Linked DNA regions of Homo sapiens: all the other regions are linked to region 3. A link is a loop called in an ENCODE intact Hi-C map of the cell type or tissue named here. Cell type or tissue: MCF 10A. All regions are shown on one strand. Each heading gives the region's core, and the rest is flanking DNA. Links, peaks and the distances in the headings are about the cores only.

What was found. Peaks named below come from ENCODE experiments on the same cell type or tissue, not always from the same donor. Only the 100,000 strongest peaks of a DNase experiment are listed, where the experiment ranks them.
Region 1: a loop joins it to region 3, with 6 times the contacts of the local background. A loop is called at or near these places in 2 of 110 quality-filtered maps.
Region 2: it touches region 3 in a loop (7-fold over the local background); 3 of 110 quality-filtered maps call a loop at or near these places.

Annotation. Positions count from the first base shown.
Region 1 is chr1:152,764,610-152,772,395 of GRCh38, forward strand. No RefSeq gene overlaps it. Among named protein-coding and RNA genes, the nearest start is that of LCE1F, 6.6 kb to the right of the region's middle. RefSeq lists a silencer at 3,127-3,316. In MCF 10A, for the core only: a CTCF peak has its summit at 4,329; a DNase peak (open chromatin) is centred at 4,752.
Region 2 is chr1:152,741,801-152,749,586 of GRCh38, forward strand. It overlaps the pseudogene LCEP1. Among named protein-coding and RNA genes, the nearest start is that of KPRP, 12 kb to the right of the region's middle. In MCF 10A, for the core only: no CTCF peak of the experiment used is centred there; DNase peaks (open chromatin) are centred at 1,791 and 3,811.
Region 3 is chr1:152,865,954-152,873,739 of GRCh38, forward strand. It overlaps LOC105371444 (a long non-coding RNA gene), which reads right to left and starts at 2,250. Exons shown (of 3, transcript XR_922149.2): 1 at 1,857-2,250. It overlaps LOC105371445 (a long non-coding RNA gene), which reads right to left and starts at 6,542. Exons shown (of 4, transcript XR_922150.1): 1 at 6,375-6,542; 2 at 6,118-6,251; 3 at 5,041-5,720; 4 at 3,377-3,440. In MCF 10A, for the core only: CTCF peaks have their summits at 4,061 (motif pointing right), 5,322 and 5,579 (motif pointing right); DNase peaks (open chromatin) are centred at 4,058, 5,328 and 5,588.

The DNA.
Region 1 (7,786 bases), core at 1,452-6,451, 100 kb before region 3:
AAAGATCTTTCCTGTTTTAACCCAATTATTTTCCTAACACAATCTTGGAGTTCTCTCAATCACTGAATGGGTTATTTCAGTTCCACATCTGCCTCCTCTCTTAAAATCCAAGCTACTCTAGAGTTGAATTTGCTGTGTGGCAAATCCCCCAGGGGCTTGGCAGGGCCTGAATTTGGCCCCATAGAGCATCTCTAGGTTTCCATCACCCAGGCCTCTGGGTGGGAGTGAGGAGGGCAGGGTAGGGAGAGGCTTGGAAGCTCTAGTTTGGGAAGGGATTCTTGTTACATCTCTCCCATAGCCTCGAAAACACACTGCTAGACAAGGAACCCCTTGCCTGGGGATGCTTGGGGGCAGACCATTCACTCCCTCAAAATATTGAAGAAACATATAACTGGCTGTGAGAAAGTGGCATTCACTTCTAAGAAGTCCTGACCTCCCCCAGGTCTGGGCAGCAGGTCCCCATCGAGGATCTTTATTGAATGAGTGATGCTCTGTAGTCTGCACCATCCCCTGGGGATAGATTCTGGTTCCCAGAATGATGGTAGAATGGAGGGGTCTTTGGTTGGGCAAGCCTGGAGCTGAGCCAAGAAACCCCCAATGGCTTGGTGTTCTCCACCACCCAGGGCTATGCAGGAGCCAGCCCCCAGACCATTTCTACAGCCAGAGACAAACACCTCAGAGGAAAAAGGCACACAGGGGTGTGTGTCTGTTTTTCATGTTTCTTTTTGTGTGTCTGTCTGTGTGTCTAACTGTCTGCTTTGAAAGCTTGGAGCTTTTAAAATGCATTTGGCAGCAGGGGCTGTGACCTCAGAAGTATGCTTTAGGTTATCCTAAGTCCTTCAGCAATAGCTTTGATGATCCCTGCCATCTCTTCTACTCTCCACCATCCACCATTTCACTGATGACAGGCATCTTGGCTTTCTGACCTTTCCTTTTGTGTCAACCACTTGAACGAAACTTAAAGTGTCTCCAGGACCAAGGCTGAAGACCCAAAAGAGCAAAAGGGACCATTTATAAGGCCCTTCGATGTACTCAAAAACCCACCAGAGAGGCTCCTCTTCAAATCCCACACGGATGTTAGGCAGTGCACAGGTTGTGTAGCTTCTGTACCAGAGTCTGGTGAACTGTTGCTCAGAAGTGCCCATGAATTGGCCAAGTCACAAAGTGTAAGGCAGTGATCAGTCCAGACGTCCATGCCTGACATCCAGCCATGCTGCCTCAGAACTGGGGCCTGGCTCCCAGAGAAGGGGAGAACATGAGAGAGATTGGGCCTGAAGATCACGCTTCTCACTTTGGAATCCTGCCTACATTCTTCTGCAATTCTGTATCTTTCTTCTCTTTCTAAGCTTTCCACAGTGGGATCTTCACTGTAGAATGAAAGATGTTCTCAGAGGTTCCTTCCAGACCAGGTGGGTTATCTAAAATTCCTTTTTGTGGAAGGCAGTATGCTAGAGTGAAATTATCTGGGGTACTCAAAGACACAGAATCCCAGGATACATCCTAGAACTACTTAGCTTGAACTTCCAGAATGAAAATCGGGGACCTCCATTTGAGAATTATTCTGATCAATCAGAAGTGAAAACCATTTCTATAATGAATATCCAGGTGTGTGAGCTTACTCACTGCCTAGGAGGAGGGTTGAAAGTTGTACATATCTGGCCCCAGCATGTGTAGGATGTGGAAGTGGTGGTGAAGACAGAGCTGACTGTTAACTGGTTTCTTGTAGGAGGTTTTATGTAATTGTCCATGTGGGGACACAAATTATCTACCTCTTGGTCTAGAAGTACCTTAAGATGAAGGAATCTCTTTCTTTTCCACAATTAAATCCCCAACTTCACTGCCACCAAAAATCTCCCATACAGACATATGGGAGATGGGGGTCTAGCCATAGCATATCTCTCCTCTACCCAGGCATTACCTGGACATTAAGAGAAAGAAATTCCACATCCCACAGTTTGTCCTACACATTATAACACCCTTTAGTGAATCAACAAATACAACTGTTATGCATCAGAGAATAGCTCAGCTGTTCATATTAGAATCCATAGGTAGACAGCAGTAATGGGAACCATGAATTCTGGCATGGCATGAATGGATTCTAGAGGATCCACATGCCTATGCCTGAGACTAGTCAGGAAGACGGGGTGATGCCTGATGATCTATGTGCTTCTCATCACCAGAGACCATCCAGCTCATTCCTCCAAAAGATGGTGTTTCCTGTTCTGGAAGGCTAAGCTAGACCTATCTAGGGGCCTAGGAATAACCCAAGCTGTGCCAAATCTACCCATCACATCTTGTCATAGGAACCCTGAGCTAGATCCACACCTTTCCTCTATTCTCTAGTGCACGCCCATCAGGGAGGGAGGAAACCACTTATGAACTTGTGTCAACACATTCATTCACTTGACAAATATTTATTGAGGCTCTGCTGTCTTTCAGGAACTGGTATTGATCCTGGAGATACACTAGTGAGCAATGCAGACAATAATATAGTGAGAACTTCAATATGGGAGGCTCAGAGTACCATGGAAACCCACAAAGGGGGAAGTTTAGCAAGTCCAGGGCCTAAAGGAGGTAACTACAAGTCAGAGATGAGACAAATGAGTGGCAGTTAGCTGATGATGGAGGAGAGAGGGGAGTCTTCTCCCCTCTCAGAGATAACAGCAGGCATGCTATCAGCATCATTGACTTAGTGACAGACAGCCTGGTGAGGAGTAGGTCCTCATTAATTAAATATCCTTCCTGGTTCCTAACACTATATGGAAGTTTTATGCTGGTCCCAGGACTCCATTCTCAGCCCTGTTGTAATGAACTTTTTATCAGCACCTTGGGGAGAAGCTTGAAAAGAAACTGGCCTAAATTTCAGGTTACTTCAAGTCATGAAGGAGAATTGAAGAGTAAAATTCTGATTTAACATGGGCAAGAATAATGAATTTAATCTGACAAGACAAAACGTAATTAAAGTAAACATTAAGTTTTAATGTACATTAAAGATTAGCCACACTTGTAGAAGATGAGTGGGTATATGCACAGTTGCACACATGAAGAAATTTTGGTTGATTAGAATCTTAGTGTGGGCCAAGAGTGAGATTGTGCCAAACGGCAATGAACTCCTGTTCTGAATAGCTCTGTGTGATGGGGTCATTCTGCTTGGCACAGATATGCGCACACCTGAGCACTGTGGTCAGCTCAGGTCAAATGTGTGGGGCTGGAGGATAGTGATCTACTATGTGCCAGCCACCATCTGAGGTGGGAAATCCTTCCTCATGCTCACAACTTGGAAAGGTGACATCATTCACCCCATTTTACAGACATTAGAAGACACAAAATCTAGAGAGGTTAACTAGCTTATTTGGTCACACATCTAAGACGTGATAGTGATGGAATTCAAGCCTAGGCTAATCTTGTTCCAAAACTTGATCTGCCTCCCTGTGGAAGGAAGAGTAACACTATGTTTTGAAGGGACTAGCACGCTTCCATCTTGCATTATTTATAGTGCTTTCACTTAGAAAAAGAATCAGCTTTTTTGGTAAAACAAAGAGTTCAGTTTCAATGCATGGAAACTGTAAGAAGATTCTGGCTAGAAATAAAGAAAAAGTAATAGAACTGTTTGGAAATGAAATATATTGTTCATCCATGCATTTAACAAACATTTAGTCATTGTTAATTGAATATTTATTATGTGTCAGACAGTATTTTGGATGATTGGGATAAATCAGTGAACAAAACAAGATCCTTATTTTCAAGGAGTTTAAATTCTAGCAGAGAAAAGAAAACATTGGGCATATTTTAAAAAATTATATAATAAATCAAAACATACAACTAATCTGGAAATCAGAACATATATAGCAAAGAAGACGACCTGGGCAAGCATCCCAAACAGTACAAAAAGGGGAGAAGTACTGAGCTAGATGTGTGGAAGAAGGGGCTGAGAGGCTGTGGGGCCTAAATACTCAGCAATAGAAAGGGCATGGAAGAGGCATCATGAGAGGAGGGTTTGAGCCCAGTTGTACCACTCATTAGCTGAGAAGTGTTGACTCAGGCAATTTTTCTGGCTCTCAGTTCCCCCATCTATAAAATGTAGCTGAAAATATGTCTACCTGTCTGGATCACTCTGAGGATTAAATGAGATAAGCTATTTAAAATAGTATATTATAAAACACTAAAAATATATTTGCTTTTGGCAGTGAAATATTCACCTGGAGAAAAGGGGGATGATTGGCTTGGGAAATGGCCTGTTTGATGAAGGAGGTGGGCCACAAGGGTTATTCAAGCCCAGGCAGGAGCAGAGACTGAATGAGCCGCAGGGATGCACATGTAGGGATGCTTGTGGTCAGCAGGGGCAGGCAGGAAGCTTCAAGGAGGAGGAATTGAAGCGGTGGTGGGTTATGGAATAGCAGAGAGGACACGGATAGGGTGAATTGGAAAAATGCCTTAAGCAAAACACTGAGTCTAGAGGAAGTATAAGATCTGGGGGAAGGAAGTCCAGATGTCAGAGTGAGGGTGGGGTTAAGCACAGCAAGGTCAGCAGCCATCACAGACGGTCATCAGTGTATTGATGCCACTCAGCCAGTGTGCCATCAGCACGGCTCCTTAGTTCACCAGAGGGAGAGGAAATATGAGACAGGGGAGGCTTTGCAGTCAATCAGAAATACTATTTAGGCTCGAATTGGGATTGGGTCCTTAGTCACTGAAAGCTGTCCTTCCTTGACCTGGCCTGAATGTGAAATCTGGATTGAGCAATAAGTTAATTAATCAGTCATTTCTACAGCATTTCATCAGCATTCTTCTGAGGTTTGCTTTGTTCGGTGAGAAATCCAGGAGGTGTCTCCAGTGAGTATAGTCTTAATCCTCCTGTACCAGGGCAGGATTTCTTATCCTCAGCACTACTGACGATTTGGACAAGATAATTCTTTCTTAGAGAAGGCCTATTCTGTGATTTGAAGGGTGCTTAGCAGCATCTGTGGCTTCTACCAACTAGATGACAGTAGCTGTGATGATCGAACACTTATCCAGACTGTCCAATGCCCTCTTCTGGGGTGTGGGAGTCAGGCCATCCCCAACCTCACCCCATTGAGAACCACTGAATTAGAGGAAAGTCTTAGGCTTTGTCCTCAGGGCCATCCCAAGCCAACAGTGAATCACACCTTCCCCTTACCTCCATCCCAAGAACCTCCCATTCATTAAAAATAAAAAGTCTCTATAAGGCACGAATACATGCAAATACATGCAAGCAATTACAACTTTAAGGATATACAGAAGGTTTTAATTTTTCCCCAAGGGATCTGCATGCTGATTACGGAAGAGTTGTTTATCTTGGCTATTATGGCAATTGTGAGTAGATTATCTGTGCCAGTAATTATAATCATTATTTGGCAAACTTGTCCAAGAGCTCAGAATACTCACTTTCTAACCTTCCTACTTAGTTGCCATGCAGTGCTAGTGGCAACTTGAAAAATGTATAAGCAGGAAATTCTATTGTCTTGGAAAAGTATAACACAGGTCTTTTTAACACAAAGAGGAATTATTTGTATTGATGATTAGTCAATGGGTTTAATAGGTAAAAGGAGAAAAAGACAAAAATGCACAAGGGCCCTTGGGGGGACTTCAAGAGCATGCCTACAGATCCTCTTCTGGATACCCACAGCTGCTTTTCTGGGTGCCCATGACTGCTCTTCTGGGTACCCACTGAACACAGGAGACTAGTTGAGAACAAGTAAAAACATTAGGAACACATTATGAATTAGGGCTGGTGATATGATTATGAGTGGGGAGAATCTTGGGGTATCAGTTACAAATGGAGAGAATCTGAGTCTTGTTTAAGTCTAAGAATTTGGGCAGACAGACTGATACAAGGTTCTCTTAAACAAAGTAGTGATTATTAGAGATAGATTGTTGCTCCTGAAAAATGCTAGATTTATTTCTTCCTCCAATGACTTTCATCCTAGATCCTTGGCAACAGATGTGTTTCGAAATTTAGAACTTTTTTTTTAAGGAGGGTAATACAATGAATCAAATTCATTAGTAACACTGCAGGTATGCTTCAAAATTGGCCATGTTCAGTCTCAATATGATGGAATTAGAACCAAGGACTTGACCACATGTTAGGCAGGCAAGGTAAGGGTGGGCAGTCCAGGACCATCTGCTATCCCTAAAGTTTCAGGGATCCTTCTCCTTGGGGAGAACATTTATATTTTTACAACAGAAAATAAGAATATTTACAGCAAAGTGAAGGGAGTTCACTGTCTGTTCTGGTCAGGTTTTTTTTTTTTTTCGGCCACCATATGAATATTGTCAACAATCAGACAAAAACTCAGTTTTTAGGGGTGCTGGAATTGGAAATTGTGACTATGAGAGTGTGGATATGTAGTAATATTTGACGATTATCAGCAATGGTATTTTCTCATCTCATTTTCTACTGCTGTTGCCCTCTGTGTTAGTCTGTTCTCACACTGCTGTTAAAGACATACCCCAAAAAAGTACCCAAGACTGGGTAACTTATAAAGGAAAGAGGTTTAATTAACTCACAGATCAACATGGCTGGGGAGGCCTCAGGAAACTTACAATCGTGGTGGAAGGGGAAGCAAACACATCCTTCTTCACATGGCGGCAGCAAGGAGAAGTGCTGAGCAAAGGGTGAAAAGTCCCTTATGAAACCATCACATCTTGTGAGAACTCACTATCACGAGAACAGCAGCATGGGGGTAACCACCCCCATGATTCAATTACCTCACGTGGGTCTCTCCCATGGTATGTGGGGATTGTGGGAACTACAATTCAAGATGAGATTTGGGTGGGGACACAGCTAAACCATGTCACCCTCTCTCACAGGGTCTCCCTTAAAGTCCTCTTCCATACTAGAATCCAGCACTAATGTGATCATTCTTCCCATCCTAAAACAATAAACATATACTTTAAAAAATAAAATTTAACTAAAGCCTTCAGGAGATGGATTTCTGACGAACACTCAATACAGCCCAGTCACTTGCCCTGACAATGGACTTTCCACAGGCTGAACTCAGTCTTTCTTTCAGCCTCAACTTGTGCCTTGTTCTCTATCACATGCCCTGCATTCCAACCACAAAAGACCACCTGCCCCTCCTACCCTGTATATATTGTCATAACCTTCACTTCTTCTCCACATACCTCCCTACTCCCTACCATCTCCATCTCTCTAACTTATCCAAACCTCACCACCACTTAAAGCCTGTATCCTATCAGACACCCTTAACAAACCTTTCCCAGACACCCTCCCTCAGAATCCCTCTCTCTTCCACCAGTCTTCCAAGACTAATTGGTATCCTCTTTCTGGACCTACAGTACCATTTATTGGCTTACTATGTATTTATCCTGCTTGGGATTTATTAATTCCTTGGCCCTATGGGTTAATAATTTTTATCACTTTTGGAGAATTTTTGACCATTATTTAAAAATATGTTGTTTCCTCCCCCATTCTATTTATTTTTTTTTATTATACTTTACGTTTTAGGGTACGTGTGCACAACGGGCAGGTTTGTTACATATGTATACATGTGCCATGTTGGTGTGCTGCACCCATTAACTCGTCATTTAACATTAGGTATATCTCCTAATGCTATCCCTCCCCCTACCCCCACCCCACAACAGGCCCTGGTGTGTGATGTTCCCCTTCCTGTGTCCATGTGTTCTCATTGTTCAATTCCCACTCATGAGTGAGACATGCAGTGTTTGGTTTTTTGTCCTTGCGATAGTTTGCTGAGAATGATGGTTTCCAGCTTCATCCATGTCCCTACAAAGGACATGAACT
Region 2 (7,786 bases), core at 1,369-6,368, 120 kb before region 3:
ACAAGAACATCATCACTGTGATCACAGCCACTCCCATCAGTGACCTTGATCCTTTGAGCAAACCTCCCTTAACTGGTCCAGACCTATTATTCACTTCCTTTGTAAACATCTGAAATTCTTTCAGTAAGTTCCACATTTTTGACACTCAATTGAATACTGCTTTATGTCCCAATAGATTTTTGTTAATTCTCAGGGGTGGTTTTCTCATGTTTGTCCTTTCTAAGTCCTTATAAAGTTGTCTTCTAACTCTTGATTTTGTATCACTCAAGCCCATTCATTGACAGAAAGATTAAATCATGACTTTTGCTCTACTTCTCTGAAATCAGACTCTCTGAGGTCACAATTAATGTCCAAACAGCCAAATGGAGTGGGCTCACTGGAACATTTGACAATGGGGATCATCTGCTTCATAGAATTTTCTCTATCTTTAATAACAATGCACCACTGTTCCTTAATATTTGCCTTCTCTTTGGCTAATGCTGACCATTCTATGCAGTGTTCATGCTGTCCAACTATGAAAGCCTGGGGTCCTGGGACCTCTTTGTTCCTAATGACTGTGGTGCCCTCCTCCTTGCTCCTGGCATCAGCCAGGTCCCTATGTCATGCTCCAGGCAGAATTATGCACCCTCCACACTCCAGTGGCTCTCAGGGCTTATCTATCAGAAATTACCTGTGTATTCCTCTGTCTTCCACACTGGCCTGTGAATCCTTCAGGAAAGGAATAATTATCCTTGTATATTGAATACTTAGTAGAGTGCCTCTGCCAAGGTGGAACAAATTAACTATCTGCCAAATTAAGTCATTTTGTCTCTAGTTTCAGATGTATCAATAAGGCAAGAATATGGATTTTCACATATCACAGTATTCTCTACCCTTGTACTCTCCCTTAAAGCAAAGTCCAATGGACTCTCCTGTGACCAAATGGCAGCATTTGTTACTTCCCCCTCTACACCCCCACAGCTTCTCATAGCACTGACCCACCATGACCCTATAATGCCTTAGGCTGTCTCCTAGTCCCTGCTTCACTGCCCCTTGGATTTTCTTCCCTAATCAGTGACCTGAGCTTCACTCCCTTTCTTGACCTGCTTGTACATCCTCATGTCCCATCTGAATGGTATCCCTGTAGGACTGTTAATGGAATATTAACAGTTAATGGAGGCATTGACAGATAATCACATCCAAGGGTCATGTCTCATTTAACCTAGTGTGTGCTGTTCTTCAGAGCACTTCTGAAGCCCAAAGAATGTTATCCTAAGACACATCCTCTGCCCATGTGTCTATAAAGCAGCCAATCATTTGTTCTTTTATTCAGTCAGTCAATCTTTAACTCATTTATTCTTCAAGGCTACCCTCTGTGTTTATGGTTATTCCTAGAGACATGAAGATGAATAAAGTCTAGTATAGATTCTGCCTTCAACATGCTATCCATGTGGAAGAGCAGAAAGACATACAAATGGACATGACATTGTCCTGGTGTAAAAGTTTTTAGGAGCCCATCTCTGGGTCATGTTGCCCTCTTACAGCACATAATAGAATGTTTCACAGTGCATTGTTTACATTTATGTCCTCAAGGCAACTTGGCTCATATTTATGACAAGAGCATCTTACAAAACCAAAGCCCAAGACAAATAATACATATTTACAGAATTAATGAATGAGTGAATGCATGAAGGTGGAATGGCTGGCTTGCAGCAGGCCTGTGGAGCAGATACCTGGGCCATCTCTAGTTCCTGGGATTCCTCTTGGCCTCTGTCCAGGGAGATCCTGGAGCCTCAGGGCTGGGAGTGTGGCAAGAGTCATCCTGCTCCCAGGTTGTGAAAGTGACTGTTCTGCATACACAGTCTGTGCCTCACTCCCAGGGAGACACCAGGCCCAGGATAGAAGGGCTCCAGTGCAGGGCTTCTCAGTCCTTAGCCTTGTCAATTATTACTGACAGCTCCTGCATCCTCCACTGAGCCATGTGAGTGCTTGGCAAAGACGGCTCCAGGGGTAATAGGACTGTGTGAAAAGAGAGACAGAAGAAGGCAGGCAAAGACGAAGGCATCACTGGGGGCCAGGGAGGAGGGGAAGGATGGTGAAACCTACAGCCATTGTGGTTTTTAGTAGTACTTCCTTCCAATTTATTTACTGTAAAATGAATGTTCTTGGATATGTCATCCTCCCACCAGAAATCCCTGAGTTTAGGAGTCAGAAAATGACTAAACTACCTTGTTTCCCTTGGGGAAAAGAAGGCTTATGTAGGGCTGACTTTGAAGGGCATGGAGGGAGAAGGCCAGAATACTCCAGTTGAGGCAAAGTGGACTGAAGACAGGGAGGGTATTTATTAGGCTTACATTCCTCCAAGTCAGTTTCCAAATTCCTTTGTAGAAGTTGGTTCATGAACCAGCTTTTTGCTGGGGGGTAGGTTTCTATGAAATCCAGGAGAAAAAAATAATAGTTCTTGATATTGTGCACTGATTTCTTTTTTTTTCTTTCAGGTTGACTGAACCTTTCCCGACATGTCTTGCCATTAAAACCAGCAGCAGTGCCAGCCCCTTTTCAAGTGCCCTCCAAATGCCTCACTTCTAAGTGAGGCACACCAGTGCCCAGCCCCATGTGTCCCTCCAGTCTTGTTCTGCCGCAGTGTCAGCTCCGGGGATTGTTGTGGCCCCAGCTCTGGGGGCTGCTGCAGCTCTGATTGGTGGCTGCTGACTGAGCCACCACAGGCCGTCTCTTCCACTGATACCAGACCTAGAACCCTGACTGCTGTGAGTGTGAGCCCACTAAGGGCTCTGGCTGCTGCCACAGCTGTAGGGGCTGCTGCTGACCTGGGCCCTTTCTGCAGAGGAGCAGTGATGGGAGGACCCAACTAAACATGGACCTCCCTTTCTGAGCTTTCCTCCCCTCTCATTCTTTCTTCTCTTGTGGTGCTAGAGATGTTAAGACAAACTCTTCTCAGAGGACTCAACCCTGTGTTCTGTACAAACTCCCCAAGCTCCTAACCCCATGCCCCTGCAAAACCCCTCTGTGGAACATCAGATCCTAAATCACATAAAATTTCTTCCTCTAGTACCACCTGCTCCTTGTTCTTGATCCTCACACACATACACACACACTGCCTCCCCAGTAACCCACTCCTCCAAGCTGATTAGTGTTTTCCAGGAAAGGTGGCCCAATTCAGTCTCCAGACATCCCGGAAAACACACTGCTTTGTCCAGACAACCTCAGAGTGACCTCATCATGTAATCTGGAAATAGTACCTGCTTCCCTTCTGCCAGTCCCAGGGTTAGGGACTAGAAATGCCACATGTGTCTAGGGGAAGACACTCCTATGCTTATGTTGACATATTAATTTAGAGAAAATTGTAGTATTTATTCCGTTTTATTTTTATAGCATTCTTTGATAAATAAACAAGAAAAACAAAACCAACAGAACTGAGAGATGAAGACAGAGATGCGGAGTGCCCACCTGGAGGGTACATATGAGAGCTGGAACCTTAGCCTGAAGCTCCATTCTGTTTCCCTTTCAATCACACCTCATGTCACATGATCAGCCTATGTGATTTCATACTCCAAATAATTCTGGCTCATTGTAAGCTGTTTCGGAAATGATTATTTTCCCACTAGGTGGCATCATGATGTAACAAAAATGGCTACAATTAAGCAATAATAATAATATAATGGCAATAATGATAATTACCTTTATTGAGGGCTTATTCATGGCTTGACTCTTCACATATCTTTTCTTTAGCCTTTACAACCACCTATGAGGCAGCTATTGTTTACATTGTATGTATGATGAAACTAAAAAGGCCGAGAGAGAGCACGTGACTTGGTGTGACACACAGTTGGCTGGAGGGAAGCAACAGGGTAAGCGCAGATGTGTCTGACTTGGAGACTTTGCTGTTTCTTTGGGCCACTCAGCCTCCTAACTGCGGTTTTCACTTCTTGAGATTCAAACGAGAGAGTATTATGTCTGATGGTGCCTAGTGCTAGTATAGGGTCAACGATTCATTTCCTGTGTTGAAACAAATAGTCTCCATCCCTGTCTCTCTGCTTCCGCTCAACTTCCCAACACCATTCCTCACAGGGCACCTGGAGACTGGTCCCATCACGCCTCTACCTAAAACAGTTGCTATCGGTCTAAGGACATAGACCTGGTTCTTAAAACCAGGCACCAACTGGCCCCTTCTGCCCGCTGTTACCACACTGGCTGCTTTCAGTTCTGTGAAGGTGCCATGATCCCTCCTGCCCCCCACACACTCCTCTTGCACATGGAGTTCCCTTTCTAGCATGCTTTTCCCACTCCTTTGCTTCTACTTATCCTTCAGATCTCAGCCCCATAGCCGCTTATTCAGGAAAGCCCTCCCTGGCCCAGTTAGCTCTCCCCTGTCCTGTTCACCCACCCCTAGGGAGCTTTTGCTGCTCTGTGGACCTCTCCTGTCAAATATTAATCAAGGTTATCATTGGCTATTTGTCTCTGTGACCCTTGGGTTTGTCCTGCTGACCAAAAGCTCATTCAGCACTGGAATTGTATTTAATAGTTTGCATATCTTACCACTGTCTCCACAGGGCATAGCATGGTGCTTCTTACTTAGTAAATGCTTAATAAATATTTGTTGAGTGAATACTTGCATGAATGAATGAATGATTGAATCAGTATCCTCACCATTATCACCATCATCCTTTCATCATTGTTAGTATTGAAATATCTTTCTTAACTCTTCGTGTCCCTTGGACACATATATACTAAAAAATTTTGTAGTCTACCTCAAATTCAAATTTATCTGAATCTTGTATTTTTATTTGCTAAATCTGGAAATCCTGCCCCACACATTGGCCTTTTTGTGCTGTTGGCTACCCAACTTCATAATTGGAGATTCACAGCCCATCCTCTCACTCACTGCTTGACATGCGTGGCTGTTTCTCCAGAGTGGATGTTAAAGTCTTTGGAAGGCAGTGCCTTGTCTGTGTATCTTTGTGCTTTCCTTATTAGACTGTAAGATCCCTGGGGAAGAGGCAGTGAATACATGCTCAGGGAGTGCTTGTTGACTAAATGATGGTGACTATTCTTAATCCAATGTGAGGAATCTGGTAGGTGATCTGTAAATATATGTTGAGTGAACTAGACTGAATAAGCTCCACTTCATAAACTAAGATCTTTTCTATTCCAGGTAGAGTGTGTGAGATAACGACTATTAATAGGGAAGACCTTTAAAATGTAGTAATCACCAAAGGAAATACACAGTTTTCCTGGATTATGGGTTGACCTCTTGTGAACATGTCAATCAATGTAGGTGATTAGTATCCCCAGCACACTTGGGAAAGATACCTAACTGAGGTTCAAACAGAGGCTTATCCTATCTTTTAGAGGGAATTAGTATGGCAGAGAGGTTGGATCTCAAGGAGTTTGTGATTCTACGGTTCATAAATGTAATTTAGGTTTCACCAAGATTTATAGATATAGTCTCACAGACGTGTATATATGTGTGTGTGTAGATATATATGTACTTATGCATACAACATATATGTATATGCACATATGTATACACACATATATAATCTTTATTGAGATAATTCACATATCCATTTATTTAAAGTATACAACTCAATGTTTTTAGTGTATTCTCAGAGCTGTGTTATCATCACTACAATCTAATTTTAGAATGTTTTCCTCACCCCAAGAAATCCTGTAGCCAAAGTAGTCACACCCCACTCCCCCAAGTCCTATTTTCCATCTCTACAAATTTGCCTATTCTGGATATTTTATATAAATGGGATCATACAGTATGTGGTATTTTGTGACTGACTTCTTTCACTGAGCATAACATTTTCAAGGTTCAACCACGTTGGAGCGTGTATCAGATTTTTATTCTTCTTTATGGCTAATTAATATTCCCTCATATAGGTTAACCATGTTGTGTTTATCCATTCATCAGTTGACGGATGCATATGTTGTTTTCACATTTTGGCTATTGTGCATAATGCTGCTTTGAAACATTCATGTGCAAGTTTTTAAGTGGATATACGTTTTCATTTTGCTTGCATGGAATTTTCATTTTTGCTAGGAGTGGGATTAATGAATCATATAGTACTCTATGTTTAACTATGTGAGGAATTGTCAAATTGTTTTCCACAGTGACTGTACCATGTCCATCCCCACAGCAGTGTATTAATGGTTCCAATTTCTCCACATCCTCCCCAACTCTTGTTCTTGTCTATTTTTTCTGACTATAATAATGCTAGTGGGTATGAAGTGGTATGTCATTGTGGTTTTAATTTGTATTTCCTTAATGACTGATGATGTTGAGCAACTTTTCGTGTGCTTGTTGGCTGTTTGTATATCTTTTTTGGAGAACTGTCTATTCACATCCATTGCCCATTTTTAAATTGTATTATGTTCTTATTATTGAATCTCAAGAGTTTTTACATATTCTAGATAAAAGGCACTTTATAGATATATGAATTGCAAATATTTTCTCTTATTATGTGGGTCATCTTTTCATTTTTTAATGGTATCATTTGCAACTTGAAAGTTTTTAATTTTATTAAATTCAATTTTTCTATTTTTTTATTTGTCACTTGTGTTTTTGGTATTGTAGTTAAAAAACTATTGCTTAACCCAATGTCATGAAGATTTACTCCTGTGTTTTCTTCTAAGAGTTTTATAGTTTTAGCTTTTACATTTAGGTATATAATCTATTTTGAGTAACTTTCTGCGTATGATGTGAGGAATCATATATTTTTATCTTAATTTCATTTGTATATTCTTACAGGCAACTCTATATAGTCTTATTGCACAAATTTCTCTTCTTATCTTTCTATATGCATGTCTAATGATGATAGTCTGTTTTCACTGCTTTATGTCTATTTCTTTCATTGTTCTTCCTCAATCTATAGTTCTCTCTCTCTCTCTCTCTCTCTTTCTCTCTCTCTTTCCCTCTCTCTTTCTTTCTCTCTTTCTCTCTCTCTTTCTAACTCAATTTTTGTCTCTCTAATTTGAACCTAATATTAGGACCAGAAGTAATTTTAGAATTTATTTAGACCAACTGATTCCCAGATAATTCAAGTGATTTTGCTGGAGGCCAGATAACTTCTAATGTATTCTTTATTGTAATTAAATATGTTTATCATCAATTAATAAATTTTATAATAATAAATTAACTTTAGGCAAAAATATATTTAATAAAGTGTTAAATTCTAAACGGAAAGTAAGTTTTTCTTTGAAACTCACGGCAAACAAATAATTCAAACACAAAAAGTTAATCTGTATCATTACATTCTATTTAATAACTGAAATGTCTTTTTTTTTTTTTTGAAATGGAGTTTCACTCTCATTGCCCAGGCTGGAGTGCAATGGTACAATCTCAGCCCACTGAAACCTCCGCCTCCCGGGTTCAAGAGATTCTCCTGCCTCAGCCTCCTGAGTAGCTGGGATTACGGGCATGTACCACCATGCCCAGCTAATTTTGTATTTTTAGTAGAGACAGGGCTTCTCCATGTTGGTCAGGCTGGTCTCAAACTCCTGACCTCAGGTGATCCGCCTGCCTCAGCCTCCCAAAATGCTGGGATTACAGGCATGAAAGTCATCTTTTTTCTAGCCAACTTACACCTGCTGAAGTCATTCCTATTATCTATCAAATAACCAATTATTTTCATTGTCCTCTGGGGCTTATCACTGATTTTATTATGTCATTCAGCAAACATTTAATGAACACTTTTAGGAAGCCAGTTTTCTTCTGGGCACAGTCTTTTGCCATCAAGAGGTTCATTATCTAGTGTAGAAAACAGACACATCAGCATAGAAA
Region 3 (7,786 bases), core at 1,662-6,661:
GCTATTTAAAATATACAGGGAATTATGAATTATAGTCACCCTATAGTGCTAGAACACTGGAATTTACTCCTCTTATCGAGGTCTGCTTTGCATCTGTTAACCCACCTTTGGCTACCTCCCCTTCTGCTTTGTTGAGGAAAGACTAGAAGTTAAGTGCAGACCAGGGTAACCACATAGGAGGCCACCACAATAGTCAAGGCAAGAGCTAATGGTGGCTGGGACCAGGGAATTTGTGGTGGAAGAAAATTTCAGATTCTAGATATATTTTGAAGACTGAAGCAACAGGATGTATGGGTCTATAAGAAAAAGAGGACTCAAGGATTGCTTTCATCTGGGCAATGGGAAGGATACAGTTGCATTTTAAGAGATGAAGACTTTAGGAGTAATGAGTGTTTTTTGAGGCAGGAGGGAAGTTTTGTTTTATATGTGAGATACCTATTTCCTGTCCAAGTAGGAACTTTAAGAGACAAACTTGGATACTTAAGTCTGGAGAGAGAAGTTTGAGAATTATCAGCATATGTTTGAGACAGGATGATATCACCTAGAGAGGAAATACAGATAGAGAAGACAGGATATACAATGACTCAACCCTGGGACACTCCAATATTTGGAAATCAAAGATATGAGAAGTAACCATAAAAGAAAGTTGGGTGGGGGGTAGTGATCAGTGAGGAAGGAGGCCATCTATCTACAAGGGAATAGGGGCCGAGCAGTCAGGTGAAGAAAGTACTGCAAGAAAGAGGTAGTGATTATGCCAGTCACGTGCTGCTGGTGGTGTCAATCACATCCATTATATCTCGCAAAAAGCAGATCAACAGTGACCTTGACAAGAGCATTTTAGGCAAACTGGTGGGACAAAAGCTTGACTGATGAGGTTTAAAGCAGGATTGGAGACAAGGAGTACCAATAATTTAAAAAAAACTTTTGAGGAATATAATGCTTTAAAAAAATAGATAATTGAGTGTTGACTTGAAGTGGTTGTGAGACCTAGGGAGAGAGAAAAGGAGAGAGAGACAGACACCGATTTTTTTTAAGATGAGCATTATAAGTATTTTTTAGATGGAAAATACGATGTTTTGTGTGCTGATGAAACAATCCAGTATAGAGAGGAAAAACAATTATGAAGGATGGAGAGGGGAAAATTGCTGGTATGATACTCTTGGGTAGATGAGAGGGATGGAATCCAGGTCACCAATGGAGGGTTGTCCCCAGATAGGAGCATGGACAGGTTACACATGGTAGCAAGAGGGACCACAGTAGAAAGGTAGGTGAGTAGACAAGACTATATGGATGTTCTCTTATAACTGCTTCTGTTTTCTCAGTAACATAATAAGTATGCTCGTCATTGAAAGGGAGAAGAGTGATGGAAATGTTGGAAATTCGGGGAGAGAGACAGAGGGGCAAGAGAGACATGGATTATGCAAGCACATGATTTTAATGATAGTTTGTGGAGCTTATACTGGGTAAGAAGAGAAATGAAGACATGAAGGAGATATTGGCCAGATAAAACATTGTGGTATCAATGAATTGTAGTTTCCAGCGTATTGAAAAACTTCTCAGAGTGGGATACCAGAGCAAGTAAGTTGGAAATACAGGAGGTTAGGTTTGGGAAATGGACTATTTGAAACTCATTTTACAGAAGGGTTGTAGTTGTTAATAATAATGACTGGTCTAGGCTGGTATGACATGGGAGTAGATGAACGTTAGGATGAAAGACAAACCAGTGAGAGGTGCAGAGGTCAAAGAATTGTGAAGTAAATTATTAAATGAATCATTTTTGTGAATATTAAAATCACCAAAGACCATGACAGAAAGTCTTGGATTGAGCAACAGTGAACAGGGTGCCAGATACTTACCTGGGGATTTGCAATGAAGAGAAGCAGTGGTTGGTGTAATGGATGCCTAGCCCATTCCTTGGCCCAATGAGTACAAAGGCATGGGCAAGAAGAAAATGGCCAGACCATGAGAGGACTACGCGGAACTCAGGTTTCACTTAGGACAAGAAGGTGGAGGTGGCTTTGTGAGAAGAGTTGGTTGATACAGCACATTTTTTCGATGTGCAGCCTTGAGTCTTGAGGGCTTGTGGGGAGTTTAGGGTGCTGGAGAAGGATGGAAGATGGAGTCCCATTGGGGATTGTGCAGACCTATGGGGAAGGGAGGAATCCTGGTGATGGCAGGCAATTTGGGAGTCCTGAGCTTCTGCTGGTGACTGAGACAAACAGGCAGAGGGCATGACCAGTTAGTGCTGAGTGTCATCAAGGCAGAATGAGAGAGCAGGCTGTGAGTGCTGAGGAGGACCCAGGAGGATGAACAGAGTCCTGTCCACTCCCACCCCCACTCCCATTCCTCACCACCTCCATTCCTACTGGCTGTGGCTGGATTGCTTTTAAAAGGTTCCAGTCAAGGACTGAGGAATCTTAAAATGTTAAGAATAGCATCAAGGATTGTCTCACATTATAGATGTGCCAGTAATACATTACATTGCTTTATATAATGTCATATATCTTGTCAAGTCATAGCATATCAAATAGTTCTCTATTCAACACTTACATTATCTGACATAGTTGTTTTTTAAAAATTATTTTGTCATTAAACACTTTTCAGTCAAGGAATGTGAACAGTTCTTAGACATTTCTGCTGATTGTCTCCAAATCCTTTATAACTATTTTTTCAAATATTGAGGTTAATCTAATAGAAAAATATGCCAAAATTGTAAAGTAAGCTGTTGAAAACCAAAACAAAGCAAGAAACAAATCCTGACAACTGTCTAACAGCTGGTGCTGTGACTGGTGCTCCCTGAGTTGTGGACTGCACAATCCGGACAGCTCCAAGCAAAGGCCCCAAGGACCATGTGCAAAGTAACTATTATTTTACCAGTACTGCCCAACCAGAAAGAAAAAATACAGAAAAACAGTGGATGCAGAGACTAATTAATAATACTACAACTATCATCTGCATTTCATGAATTGAGTTTTGTATGTTCATCAAAATAACCCAATTTTTCTTAATTAACTAATTGATATAAATTTTAATGTAAAAGATAAATTTAAATAAATAAATAAGCTCTTATCTGTTTTATGTATAGTGGTCTCAATGTAAGTTGCTATTAGACAAATGGTTGCAGTTGTTAAAGTATTTGAAGGCTCTCAGAGACTATTAGAGATTCCATGCTTTGTTAATAGGTGTTCTGTGAAAATAATAATTACAAGTGATAATTATCTTCACAAATGTTGTAAACAATATAAGCATCATTGTGATAAAAATAACACATACTAATTTTATTCTTAGCATACAATCTGCATTTAAGAAAACAACATGCCTAATCAGAGAAGGCCAGAAAGTCACTGACAAATTATCTGACCTGGGAATACATCACCTGTAACTTGGGCATGAATTCGCATGCAGAGTTTCTGGTTCATCCTTGCCTTGATGTATAGTGTCTAATGGAAGGGAAAAACTCATCAATGCAATTTATCTTATTTTTCAATATCAGCATATACTTGAGATACTATTCAACGTTAGTAAATATGATTAACTTTACTACACACATGTATTCTGCTTTGATGTGTTACTGAGAAAATAAATTTGTGAGACCTTTGCATTTTTTTCTCAACCATAATACAAAGGGGCCGTTATCTGTATTTCTCGAACAAAGTTAAATGTATTATTTCATTATTAAATTTAAAATATGACATATATTGTGTTCAAATAACTTTGGGAAATGTAGTTCTAGAGCAATGTTATTCAAGCCTCTATTAGTAAGCAATGTGTATACTTTTATTTATTAATGAATTATCTGCACATATTACTATATAAATTTTAAGTACAATATAACAGAAAACAAAAAAAGAAAATTTTAAAAGTTGGGACGATAATTAGAAATACTACTTTGAGTCATGGTGGACACCTTCCCGTGTCATGCAGAGTCTTCTTTGGGGACCAAAGTTGGCTTAAATGAAAACAGAGCAACAATTACTAGAGCTAAACCCTCTGCAGGGCTTGGGGCCAACAACATGGTTTGCATAGTATGAGGTGTTGTTACACACCAGACCACAAGAGGGCAATCGCGGGAAGACCACAGGATCCACGGGGAGATGAGGCCCTCCAATCTACAAGCCAGCAGTGTGGCTTGGAACACCTCTACGAGCCTCATCTTAGACATTTGAAAATGGAAACAACATCAACAAAGACAAGAGACACTAAGTTGATCTATTTTGAAGGTTAAATAAGGTAATATATTTGAATTTTTTCCTAAGTTGTAAAGTACTGTATAAAATGTTTATTTTCAATAAATTAGAAGACCGATGAATCTCTTGCCTAATAATCTTATTAATCTTATTGCCTATCGATTTCTTGGATTTTGCTTCATGTGTCTATGTTCACATTTCTTGCTACCTTTTGTTCTCTCTGGCATTTTCTTGGCTTATTTTTCTTTTCTGACCGTTTATCTTTCCTCCCTTTCTTTCTGTCTCTGTCCCGAATTGGTCCTATGTAACTGCTGGCAAACTCTGTACCAGCACTCTTCGAGGAGCTTAATGTGTTCTATCTCATTTAATCCTCACACCGACTGCGTAGAAAAGTACTGTGTCCATCCTCTTTTTATAGACCAAGAATCTGAAGTTAAGAAATGTGTTCAAAGACGCAGAGCTGGTAAATTATAGAACTAAGCTTTGAGTCTAAGTTATTCCACTGTAGCAGCAAGTCAAATCAGGAGACAGAAGTGATGGAGTAAGTTAGACAGAGGGAATTTAATATAAGAATTAGTAACAATTAATAAAAGAAAGACTAAACTATAAGACATAAGAAAAAAGCTCAGGGAGGGTACCCAAAGAAGGACAAAAGTAGAAGGGGCTCTTACCTATTGGGAAAAGTGCGGTTTAGCTACCAGTCAGCAGAGAAGTGCTCTGGCTTAGCTAGATGGGGTGGGTCTGGAGTTAAACCCTCCAATAGGGGGCAAACAATAGGTCACCTTCCCAATGCAGGGCAAGGCCGACATTGGGAACCATGTGGCTTGGATATGCAGTGGGAGTCCAGGCTTACCTTCAGAGTACATGGGCAGCAAGCAGGCTTGCAAAGGGGGCCGCAGCTCTGTGTGGACTGCCCCTCCCCCACCTCCATACAGCTGATATGGGCAGCTGAGGCCATGGAGGGGCTTTGGTTTCAGGATGAGAAGGCTGTGAAAAGGTCATCCTCACACCAAGGCTGCAAGGAGGCAGAGGGATCTCGTTCTGGGCCCTTGTGGCGGGCACCACCGGACTGCCACACACTCCCCACTACCTGCCTCTTCCAACTGCAGTGTCCCTCCAGCGCCCCCTATGGAGAAAGTTTAGCATTGTTCTCACTTTAATGGAGAAAGGATTCGAGGGATTACATTGTTTGTCCCAGAGCACAAATCGAAGGGTGTGTTTGGAGCTGAGAGATAATAAATTGGTAACTGACACGCTGATTATCTCGCGCGCGCGCACACACACACACACACACTCACTCGCACATACACAGTACCATGGAGACTTTTGGAATTCATATGTAAGATAAATCAACTAAAGAGGAGTCATTGCTCATGCTTCAGGACTGTTACGGATGGCTGTGTTTTCCACCAGGAGGCAGCAAAGCCAAGCCTTCACCCAGACTGCAGCAGCGATGTGCAGTCAGGAATTACCTGAAGATTCTTATACTTATCACCTTGATGGGTATTCTTATATTGATCACCTTGATCATGCCTGAGGAGAAAAAAGAGGACCACAGTTACCTCCAGGAATAGTTATTTCTAATTGAAGTTGGGATCCAAGATGTAGAGTGTAGTTAGGAAAAGGCTGTGATACTTCAACCTCTTGAAAGCAGAAGCATGGCAGGGAGGACCTACTCCCAGATCCCAAAGGAGGACAGTTTAGGGCTTAGTTGAAGCCCGCAGCTTTAATTTTGGTTCCAGTTCACCTGGTGGGACACAGGAAGTACTGCTGGTCACCTAGCTACTCTATTTCAGGCTTTTTACAGACCACAAGAAGCTAATGCAAATTCAGAAATTATTTACAGATTGTTCAGAATATTGAGGACCCGAGATGGCCCTGTGCTTGTTCGGATCTTGGTGGCGACTAGCCCCAGAGGTAAATAACTCACTAGATGGGCCCAGGGATGGCTCGAGAATATATGCACGACTTAGGGACAGCAATCAGAGCAGGCAAGGAGAGCAGCCAGGAGGCTTGCCTGAAAGCAAGCACCTTTGTTTTTCCTTAGATTATTCAGTGACAGTTCTGTAAAACAGCAAAGTTTGTTAGTCAGGTCAGTCTTCTTACAATATTGAGAATGTTGCAATTGCCCATAATGAACACAAAGGTGCCTCAGCAGAGACACAATCTCTGATTTTAAATCCTTACCCTGAAGAGACAGCACCCGGGAAAACAAGTGTTCCTCAGGTCTAAGGCCCATGGGAAGGGACCGCGACAGATGTGGGAAGCAAGGTAGCACTTCTGGAAGCATTGGAGATGAATCATATTCACTTCAGTGGGCAAAAGCCAAGCAGATGCAGGGACAACCAGACCATAAATGGAAGGAGGGTCTGAGTCTGACAAAGAGACAACGTGCACCCCTTTGTAGAAGTTCACTAAAACCTGACCAAGAGAAAGCTCAACTTCAGAGCCTTTCTGCTTTTATTGCCAGAGATAGCTCTAACTTTGCCAGTGCTACCCTTGCTAATTCAGTTCCTAGAACTCTGTGGTGGAGAAGTTGTGCAGAGGGTTGTCATTCTATTTCCTGGCTTAGGTGGTAGTCACACAGATGTTTTACTTTGTTTAAATGCATTGGCTGAAATGCATTGGGCTGTATTCTCGATGCATGTATGTTACAGTTCAACAAAACCACATTAAAATAATACACACAAATGAATAAATATAAAAATATCCAGGACAATTCTTAAAAATAAAATTCATGTGTAGGAGCTAGTTCGACTAGATGTATAACATATTATAAAGCTATTATAGTTAGACAGTTTGTACTGGACCATGAATATACAGACAGATCAATAGAGCATGATAAGTTCAGAGCTGGGAAAAAATATACAGAAGAAGCTAGTACATGATAAGCACACCCTCAAATCTGTGAAAAAAGATCAGTTAATAAATGATGTTGCTACAACTGGGAAGCCATTAAGAAAATAAAAACTCTCATCTTATACTAGGATGAGTTATTTAAGGGTTAAAACATTAAAAGTTAACTCTTAAGAAAATCTGGGGGTATTCTTCTACACTTTCAAAATGGGGATCACTTTTATAATTATAATACAACAAACAAGAACTAGAAAATAAAAAAATTTTAAAACGTGTTTACATAATTATCATTTTCTATATGGCTGAAATATAACAAAGTCAAAGGTCAAAAAACACAGAGGAAGAAATTTAGTTTCTCATAGCACAAAAATAACTTAATTTCTCCAATATTATATAAGTGCTACAAATCAATAATAAAGTCATCAAGAATACAATTAAGTATTAGGTAAGTTATGTCATCAGGCAGTTCCCAGAAAATGAATGTTGTGGTTCACTAAATGTAATAAAATATAGTTGAGCTTAGTTACTAAGAGCAACTCAAAACTACTTTGAGATCCCATTTTTAACCTACCAGATGGGCCAAGAACAATTAGTTTAAAAATACATCATTTTGATGAGTTTGTGGGGAAAAAAATGCAGTCTTATACATTGTAGGGAGTGAAATAAATCAGTGAAACTCATATGGAAGAAACTGGAAATACTGATCAAATTACAAAAGTATTTAGCCTCTGAGTCAGCAATTG